3 separate regions of the Homo sapiens genome follow, and regions 1 and 2 are each linked to region 3. The links are chromatin contacts, found by Hi-C or POLR2A ChIA-PET in ENCODE. All regions are on one chromosome and are shown on one strand. The core of a region is the stretch at or near the end of the contact, and the rest is flanking DNA. Distances in the headings are between cores, read along the strand shown. Region 1 overlaps CAV2-DT (CAV2 divergent transcript). Region 2 has its middle 140 kb from the start of TES. Region 3 has its middle 100 kb from the start of CAV2-DT.

Region 1 (2,949 bases), core at 91-2,590, 48 kb after region 3:
GTTTTTGTCTCTAAATATAGAGTTCAGTGATTTGAACCTATGGAATCTCCCTGCAGTCTTTTTTCTTTTATATGACGACTATATAATAAGTGAAGAGCATTTTGAAGAGGGCAAGTTCACTTTTTTTAGTTGAGGCCAAAGGCCACAGTAAAATCTTTGTTCTTTTACTTTTATTTCTAACTATGCCTAATTTTTTTAGTATTCTCTGAAATTTTATTAAATTCTTTTTATAAATATCTTTCTGGATCTTTTAAAACTTTTTTTCTTCAACATCTAAGAAAAAACATGTCACAATAATATTGTGATGCTTGCCTTTGCTGGGCAAAATATGTTTTTCAGACGTTAATCTTTATTACAAATATAGATCTGAAGGAGCTTTAGGCAGTCAGTTCAGTCTAACCTGTTTCCAAACAGGTCTGATGAAGCCTGAGCTGGTGATGCCACCAAGGCAGATTTTATGATAGGGAGAAAGTGCAATATTTGAAGGGTAGAAAACAGCAAGAAAGTGATTCTGTGCGCTGAGCTTCAGGACTCTGACCACTATGCTTCCTCACGGATGGGTCACTTCTTTTTTTCTTTTTTTTTTTTTTTTTGAGACGGAGTCTCGCTCTGTCGCCCAGGCCGGAGTGCAGTGGCGCGATCTCGGCTCACTGCAAGCTCCGCCTCCAGGGTTCACGCCATTCCCCTGCCTCAGCCTCCGGAGTAGCTGGGACTACAGGCGGCCGCCATCATGCCCAGCTATTTTTTAGCAGAGACTGGCTTTCACCGTGTTAGCCAGGATGGTCTCTATCTCCTGACCTCGCGATCCGCCCGCCTCGGCCTTCCAGAGTGCTGGGATTACAGGCGTGAGCCATCGCACCCGGCCCGGATGGGTCACTTCTTTAGGAAAGAAAACCTCTACTCCACTGTTAAATGTAAGAGCTCAGAAACCATTGAAATACTTTTTATATAATGTTAAGGAGTACAAGAAAGTGTAATGGTAGAGGAACAGTCAATGCAAAAAGTAAAATCAATACATGCCAATAAAAAATGTGAAACCTTCTAAAGGAAAGAATATATACATTTGCCCAAGAAATTCTTCTATTTAGAATAAACAATTTTAAAACATGGATATGCATATTTAGTATGAGACATTAACATGTAAATTATCTTTAAATAGTTTTTTATTATATTGTTAAAAGAGTAAAGAATGTGTGTTGGGGTCCTAGGTGTGGAAAGTGATGCTGAGCCAGAATTAGGAAGATACTCTGTTATTGAGAAGCTGGGAATTTGAAAGGAAGTTTGGTATCTGAGAGAGGTGAAGGAGGGAGGGGGCATAAACATTTTTCCACAAACACTCCCAGATCAGGAATTTGTGTGACTAAGGCATGATGCATAACTGAAATCTAAAAAGGTGTGACTAATGCCTGTGTAATTTTTTGTGGTGCATTTCTGTTCATGAAAGTAAAACAATGCCTTTTCCAAGTTTTAGTATTTGGAAAGCTTCCCATAGGGAGTATCAAAAATACATATTCTTCCACTACCTTTACTCTTCCACAATTAATTCTGGCTTCACTCCTCACCTATTGTGGGACTGTGAACCAGTGACCTAGCTTCTCCATGTTGCTTTTCCCACGTGTAAAATTGAGATATTAATAGTACATATGACATAAAGTTGTTATAAGTTGTTATAAATGAGGTAAAGATTAAATAAAATACTAATTGAATCTAAAACATAAAGTTGTTATAAAGATTAAGTGAGATAGTGCAAATAAAGTGCTTAGCACAGCGCCTGGAACATAGTGAAGTCTGCAATAAGTGGAAGTCATTCAAACTATTAGGGTCTTTAAAACCACAGGGATATTTCACAGGAACAAAGCAGTGATCTATATAGTATGTCATATGAATGGGAAAAATAGCCAATGTGACAAAAGAAGATACACATCAGTGTCTGTTGAATTAAGGCTCTGGTTGGTGATAATTCTATACCTGTGGATTTCCGAAGACCAGCTGAACAAACACAATTCCCAATAAATATACTTGTCTGCCTTACGAGGCAGCATTCTGTCGAACTGTGCTATCCAATAGAGCTTTCTCTGATGATGGAAATATTCTATTACTCTCTACCCAGTACAGTAGCCTCTTGCCACATGTCATAACTGAGTACTTGGAATATGGTTAGTATAACTGAGGGACTGAACTTTTATTTTAAATTTAGATAGCCATATGTGGCTGTGGCTGCCATTTTGGACAGCACAGCTATAGAAAGATACAAATAAACAGCATACATAAGTCATAAGTCATATATTTAAAACAACTTCTCTTTTCCTCACTCTACATTATGCCAAAGCCAAAAGACAAGTTTAAGTACCTTGCATCATCCTTTTATTATGGCACACTAGAATACTCAGCGTAGGTATATGCTGAAGGGGCAAAGAGCAAGGACATTCCAGTAGCATAGCACATCTAGAACCCAGATCTCAGTTTCAAAGTACCATTATTCACTAAGAGTACACATGAATTTTTGGAGACGTGGCTGATTCCGAGTTGGAGATGAAGAATACAAAGTCAAAAAACAAAAACAAAACAAAACATGATGCAGTTACACAAAGAAATTTCAATATTTGTTTGCATTTTTGAAAGATATTAAAGGTTGTCCAATCGTTGCCTACAGCAACACTTCTTAAAATTCCATTTATCCCATTCCTTTCCATATCTCCCGCACCCTGCATCTGTCTTAAATATCAGACTCTCCCCCTTTTCCTCTCAATTCCCACTAAATTCAGTCTCCAAACAAAATTTGTATAGCTCCTCACCTCTCTCCATTCTTTTGCTTTCTCCTCAAGTCTTTCTTTTTTCCCCCTTGAATAAATCTTTCTAGTGCAGATACCCCTTCCTTGCTTCTCCTTTCCCCATTCTCTGATTTTATGGCACAGAAAGCAAGGAACCAAGATGGCAGATTCAACATAT
Region 2 (3,263 bases), core at 154-2,653, 42 kb before region 3:
AGGTTTCACAAATCATGTGGGGATTGAACTGAATCCCAAAAAATGGAAAGAAGGGAGCTCCCTCACTCCGGGTGAAGGAAAGAGTAGTACAAAATCACAGAGGCAGGAGTGTGCCCAAGGAGACTGGAGTCTACACAGAAGGATGTGGGACGCCAGAAAATTAATTTAACCTGGTGGAGTGAACCTAATGAAAGCTCAGCAACACTAGCTCCATGCTCCTTCTACTTCTTGACGTATCCTACAGGTAAAAAGTCCTGAGACCCAGCAGGTTTTAAGAAATGCTTCCTAAACTCTTTTATATATATATATATTTTTTTAATTTTGAGACAGAGTTGCGCTCTTGTCGCCCAGGCTGGAGTGCAGTGGCGCGATCTCAGCTCACTGCAGCGTCCGCCTCCCGGGTTCAAGCAATTCTCCTGCCTCAGCCTCCTAAGTAGCTGGGATTACAGGCGCCCGACACCACGCCCAGCTAAATTTTGTATTTTCAGGAGTAATGGTGTTTCACCATATTTTCCAGGCTAGTCTCGAACTCCTGACCTCAGGTGATCTGTCCATCTTGGCCTCCCAAAGTGCTGGAATTACAGGTGTGAGCCACTGCTCCCTGCCCATAAACTCTTACATACGTTCCATGTTGCCTCACTACTTTAAGGGAAAACACATTAATAATAACAAACAAAAAGTAATAAACAAGAGAAAAGCATTGATAGCAACAAACATAGTTGCTTGCCTGTTTCTGTCAAAAAAATAATTTTGTACACATCAATGGATTCTTATGGCCTGTTTTATTCTTCGCATATTTTGGCAGAAGTTGGCTGTTGAGAATACATTTTACTTCATTTTTCAAAGTAATTCTTTTTTTAAAAAAAACTCTTTAACTTAGTTGCATAATTACATACGTGACTAGGATAATAGTCTATGACCATGATTGGTGAAAAGGTAGTGTATTTTAGTATTAACTACAACTTAAAAACATTATGGGTAAGATTAATTAAATGCTGTGAAATTTGCCATAATATTTACCATCAGCTGGAAATAAAGAGAACAGAGTTGTAAGTATTATGCAATCATTTTAATTCAGGCCCATTCCCATAAGTGATACAGACCTGGAATTGTAGTGTGAAGTCACAGGCAGGCTGGCACCCAGCCAATACACATCAGCACACCAGCCTAGGACTGTACCATGCCAGTGCTCCAGACTTTGACTTTCATCCCAACTCACTTCCAGGGACCTTTTCAAAGATATTCAGTAGACAGCCTGTATTTTCTGCATACGCTATACCCGGCCCTCAAGTTACAGACAGCCCAAACTAAATGGGATCTTGGAGGTTAGTTGACATTTTACCAATGAGACAACTAAGGTAAGATAACTGTTAAGATTAAGGGGAATGCTGAATTTTCATTTTTCTAAAACAAACAAACAAAAAAAGTTTCTTCTTCCAGCTAACATCTCAATCACGTACCCAAAATGACTTTTAAAAATTTCACATTCTTTCTACTAAGATGCCAGCGGCAGCAGCCTACTCCATACGTCAGGCAGTGTTTGTATATATTTCAGCGTATCCAAGCAAGGCCTTTTTAACTTTCCATCCTACAGACGAAGCTGTACTTTCCTGAATGGCAGCCAGGAAAAAACTTGGGGATTTGGCAGGAAGACTGTGGGAAGCCTGGTGTTCCACCAGGCTGAGATCTGGAGCGGAGCTTTCTACAAAGACAGAGGAGCGAAACACCTCCCTTTGTTTAGCTCTTCATAGGAGCACAAATGGAGCCCCCAGATTGTAATCAGGCCCTATTGTATAAACTTGGGGTTTTCAGGCCATACAGCATTTTTGGCAGCAAATCCCTTATTATTTTTCAGCTGGAAAACCAATTAGCATTCTTTTTATATCTGGGTGTTAATACTTGGGCCTTAGAGCAATTTTTTGGCCACTGGCCCACATGGCTGTAGTCTCTTGGGCAATGCCTGACAAATTGAGATAAAACTGTTACTTCATGTTTTCCTACAAAGACAAAACAAAAACTGTTTCCTGCTCTTATTAATTGGATGAAGTCAATTTCCACATTTAACAAATAAGAAGGTAAGCATAATCAGGGTGTCAACCCACGGCTCTTATCTCTCCCCAGGCTGGTTCCTCTGCAGGAATGTGAGGGAGCAAGACTTGTCAGGTTCTGACTAAGCTTTCCTTTTATTGGAAAAATAAAAAGTCCTCCTGGGCAACAGAGACCTCTGTCAGGTGAACAGGCTGCGACCACCACAAGGTCACCCTTTGGTCTCAGTGGCATTTTTGCTTCACAAGTCTGAGCGATGTGATTTACCTGAGGGAAAGAATTGTTAGGAGATTCCAGCCATGACAAGTGGATTAGTCATAACAGTCAAGAGGACACTGCCCAGTTTGAGAGGAATAAACAGAGCCAAACATTTCCCTATCTCGAAAGCATAGCAAAGTCAAGTTCACGCTCCGGGAATGTAGTTTACGATTAGAGAAAGCCATATCTGGGCTGCTGTCTCAGAATATCTAAGCGAGTAGAGAAGAGGAGGAAAGGAGTTTGGAATGGCTGTGGGAGGTGCCCATCCTGTTAAGTGTTCCCCTATGGTAAACAACCCCTGCCATGGCAACACAACTTCATGCTGCAAATCAGAGGAGCGCAGCCCTCCAGCGAGCAGACCACAACTTGGGAAAATCTCCAGGATGATGCAAAATATTTCAAAGGGAAGTGGTAAAACAAACAGAACGGAAACACAGCCATACAACTGCAGTTTGAAGACAAAAATTTGTTAGGTACAAAAAATAGTTTGGGTGCAATTACAGGAGCATTTTTGTGTTGCTGGTACTGATTGTACATCTCTTTGATAGAAATGGCCTGAGGGGTTGCTGCTCCCCTTCAAGACTTTCTTTGTAAGTAGTGGGCGGTGGCATCATTTAAAAAAAATCCACTTGAAAGACTTCTTTAAAGAATTTGTACAGAACATTTTCTTTGCAAGAAAATCTATTCTGAAGCAATATTATTTAACAACGGGGCTGTGTTTTGAGTCATATGAAAATTTATTATCCAATTTTTTCTTATTGTTATATTTGCTATCAAGAGCAGAAAATGATCATCTATAATAATTTAGAGGAGCGACTAAAAATGCCCAATCACGCACAGGAAAAGAAGCACTTGACTTGCATCTCTAGAGCCAGAAATCACCCGATTCTCTATGCAGAGGGTGGCCATACACCGCAGTTTGCCAGGAGAGTCTCAGTTGACTCTAGTTGTCCAGATTT
Region 3 (2,954 bases), core at 393-2,892:
ATAGAGTATCAGGTGGACGGTGAGATGGGAAAGCTAATGGGGATTTTTTTTTAACATTCATTATTTAAATACATCATTGTCCCAGCCTGGATAGAGAACTGTGATACTCACAAAAGAACGTACAAGAAAAAATAAAATATTTTTCAGGTTAAGACAACTTGGAACTTAGAAATTTAGCATGTAAAGAAGTGTGGTAAGGTTCCATAAGAGAATGATAACTGTGAAAATAGACTAGCTCTTCTAAAGGATCTGCTAGGGGTATGTTTCAAACTCTCTTGAATTCTTATGTTCAATTATAAAATGTGCCAATTCACTCATAAAAGTGTACCAGACCCGGCACGGTGGATTGCGGGCGGGGTGCGGTGGCTCACACCTGTAATCCCAACACTTTGGGAGGCCGTGGCGGGTGGATCACGAGGTCAGGAGTTCGAGACTAGCCTGGCCAACATAGTGAAATCCCATCTCTACTAAACGTACAAAAAAAAAAAAATTAGCCAGGCCTGGTGGCAGGCACCTGTAATCCCGCATACTCAGTAGGCTGAGGCAGGAGAATCACTTGAACCCAGGAGGCGGAGGTTGCAGTGAGCCAAGATAGCATCACTGCACTCCAGCCCAGGCGACAGTGCGAGACTCCATCTCAAAAAAAAAAAAAAAAAATTGTACCAAACTCTCTTTAAAATATTACCAGAGAAACAGTTAAAATGAAAAGCACTAGCAATTGAAGCACCCTGAATATCTTATTTTCATGTATCATTTTTCATCTATATTGCTTGAAAGAAATACATTAATCGTGGGAATTTTGTTTAGATACTCTGATTGACTGTATCAGAGGAAGACGACGGAATGCACCCTTGATGTGCGAAAATGAGGAACTGATGAGACAACACAGATGGAAATATTCATCAGGTAGTTGGAGATTTGGACCTACAGTTCTAGAGAAAGGTGAGCTACTAAGACAGGAAAAAAAAATGCCAAAGGAGAGAAAATATAAGAAGTTCAATAATGAAGTCTCAAAAAAAAGTTTACTTTTGGAGTAAGAGAAAAAAAAAACAAGTAATTTTACTAAATGCATACCTAGATTTTTAAAAATCAAAGGAATATAATACACCTAGAAGTAGAGAGGTGGATAGGGTCTCAGATGATGCAAAGGTCAAAAAGAAAAGGAACTCTGAGCAGGAAATCCAAATTAGCAAGTTGGCAAAGTTTGACATTTGGAGAAAATAATTTCAGTAGACTAATGAAAGCAGAAACCAGATTGCTAGAAGAACTGGATTGCAAATGATAAGCAATAAGGCAATGGAGGAAATATGAGTAGATAATACTTTCAAAAATGTAACGGGGGCAGGAAGAGACAGAAGTTTGATCAAGGAGAAAGCTGGAAGACAGCTTCTTGCTCCTGAAAAGGGAAAGTTTAAACAGTGGAAATTAGACATTTGCACAGAGAAGGGGAAGGACAAGGATAAGACAAAAAATCTGCTCTTTGTTCTTAAGGAAACAAACAAACAAAAAATCCGTAAGAAAAAAATAAAATGTAAAAGAACTGAAAATTAAGATTAGCACTGCTATTTAGCACACTCATGTAGGTTAGCCACACCAGTCAGCATTTAGGAATTCCCTGCTGTCTGAAACAGCCCTGGTTTACACCCATGATTCAGGCAGTGGGCCTGTTTGTTTGCTTTTCCTTTGGTGAGAGAGTCTGCGCATCCTGTGGCAAGCCAAAGGTATCCCTGCCCTCTCCTGCCCTCTCTTCCCTCCTTGCTCCCCTTCCTCCCCCTCCTTTTTTTTCCCTCAAGCTGAGTTTGTCTTGGAAATTCTAACCTAGCAAATTAATTTTATTAAAATAAGCTAGGCAAATATCTCTGGCAATCAAGGAGGGCTTCGTTCTACTAGAAGAGCAGCCAATTTTTTTTTTTTTTTTTTAAAGAGAGAAAAGGATAGTTACAGAGGAAATACAGATAAAACTTGATTATTGAGAGCCTGCCTGGTGGTCCAGTTTCCTGGGTCAACAGTTTGGCCCAAACATTCAAGGCTGGCTGAAGTATAAAAAGATACAGAGGCAATTTGCTCATTCACTGGAGAGAATGCTTCCTAGCTTTAGACCAAAGCTCTAAGTGATATTAACAACCCCTTACTCAAAAACAGAATACAAATATGGTCTGACAAATGTGGACAATAAGGCACTTTATCAGAAATAACACATACACATACTTGGGGATCTTCATGTCTATATGCCTTTTCTTCTCTAGTTTTAAGACCTTTCCTACTGAAATCTTCCTCAACCTTAAAACCCAACTACTACCTCCTCCATTCCATTTTGTGAAATCCACAAAGTGGAATTCTTTTCTAAAATGATGGGAACTTAACATCTCTATAGTAAGCCCTTGGTGTCAAGAATTTTGCACTGATGTTGGAACTTGTTCTCTGCCTCTCTCCTCAATCCCCCAGTCATTCTATGACCCTATACCTTGCTTTTTTTTTTTTACTTTATAGCATTTTTCATTGATTTATATTTATTCATTTATTTGCATATTGTGTGTCTCTTCCTGCTATAAGATGCAGAAACACTGTGACTTTGTTTCATTCATAAATGTATTCCCAGAACTTTGTTTTGTTGTTGTTGTTGTTGTTGTTGTTGTTGTTGTTGTTGTTTTGAGACCAAGTCTCACTCTGAGGCACCCGGGCTGGGGTACAGTGGTGAGATCTCAGTTCACTGCAACTTCTGCCTCCCAGTTTCAAGCGATTCTTCCACCTCAGTTTCCCAAGTAGCTTGGATTATAGGTGCCCACCACCACACCCAGCTAATTTTTTTTGTGTGTGTATTTTTAGTAGAGATGGGGTTTCCCCATATTGGCCAGGCTGGTCTCGATCTCCTGACCTCAGGTGATCTGCCCACCTCAGCCTCCCAAAGTGCTGGGATTACAGGTGTGAGCCACCACACCCAGCCTATTCCCAGA

Evidence for each region. Hi-C counts contacts between places; a loop is a spot of excess contacts on that map. ChIA-PET counts read pairs that join two places held with the same protein, here RNA polymerase II (POLR2A). Pooled maps may share reads with other maps.
Region 1: a map of PC-9 shows a loop between it and region 3 (5-fold over the local background). The contact joins two enhancer-like sites. A Hi-C loop is called at or near these places in 6 of 168 maps with a recorded cell type or tissue (PC-9, Right ventricle myocardium inferior, cardiac septum and 3 more) and 5 of 50 pooled maps. POLR2A ChIA-PET finds 5 or more read pairs at or near these places in 1 of 52 experiments (PC-9).
Region 2: a map of endothelial cell of umbilical vein shows a loop between it and region 3 (5-fold over the local background). The contact joins two enhancer-like sites. A Hi-C loop is called at or near these places in 17 of 168 maps with a recorded cell type or tissue (MCF 10A, PC-3, PC-9 and 9 more) and 13 of 50 pooled maps. POLR2A ChIA-PET finds 5 or more read pairs at or near these places in 3 of 52 experiments (AG04450, MCF 10A and endothelial cell of umbilical vein).

The regions. Positions count from the first base shown.
Region 1 is chr7:116,441,876-116,444,824 of GRCh38, forward strand. All of the region lies in intron 1 of CAV2-DT (CAV2 divergent transcript), which reads right to left. Among named protein-coding and RNA genes, the nearest start is that of CAV2-DT, 56 kb to the right of the region's middle. RefSeq lists an enhancer at 603-1,802. Within about 2 kb of position 1,341, at least 10 of the 41 ENCODE cell types and tissues checked have a DNase peak (open chromatin) inside an H3K27ac peak, as active enhancers do; they include PC-9, endothelial cell of umbilical vein and mammary epithelial cell, where a contact is called at or near this core.
Region 2 is chr7:116,352,693-116,355,955 of GRCh38, forward strand. No RefSeq gene overlaps it. Among named protein-coding and RNA genes, the nearest start is that of TES, 140 kb to the left of the region's middle. RefSeq lists an enhancer at 917-3,263. Within about 2 kb of position 1,404, at least 31 of the 41 ENCODE cell types and tissues checked have a DNase peak (open chromatin) inside an H3K27ac peak, as active enhancers do; they include PC-3, PC-9, endothelial cell of umbilical vein and 1 more, where a contact is called at or near this core.
Region 3 is chr7:116,393,954-116,396,907 of GRCh38, forward strand. No RefSeq gene overlaps it. Among named protein-coding and RNA genes, the nearest start is that of CAV2-DT, 100 kb to the right of the region's middle. Within about 2 kb of position 1,643, at least 11 of the 41 ENCODE cell types and tissues checked have a DNase peak (open chromatin) inside an H3K27ac peak, as active enhancers do; they include PC-3, PC-9, endothelial cell of umbilical vein and 1 more, where a contact is called at or near this core.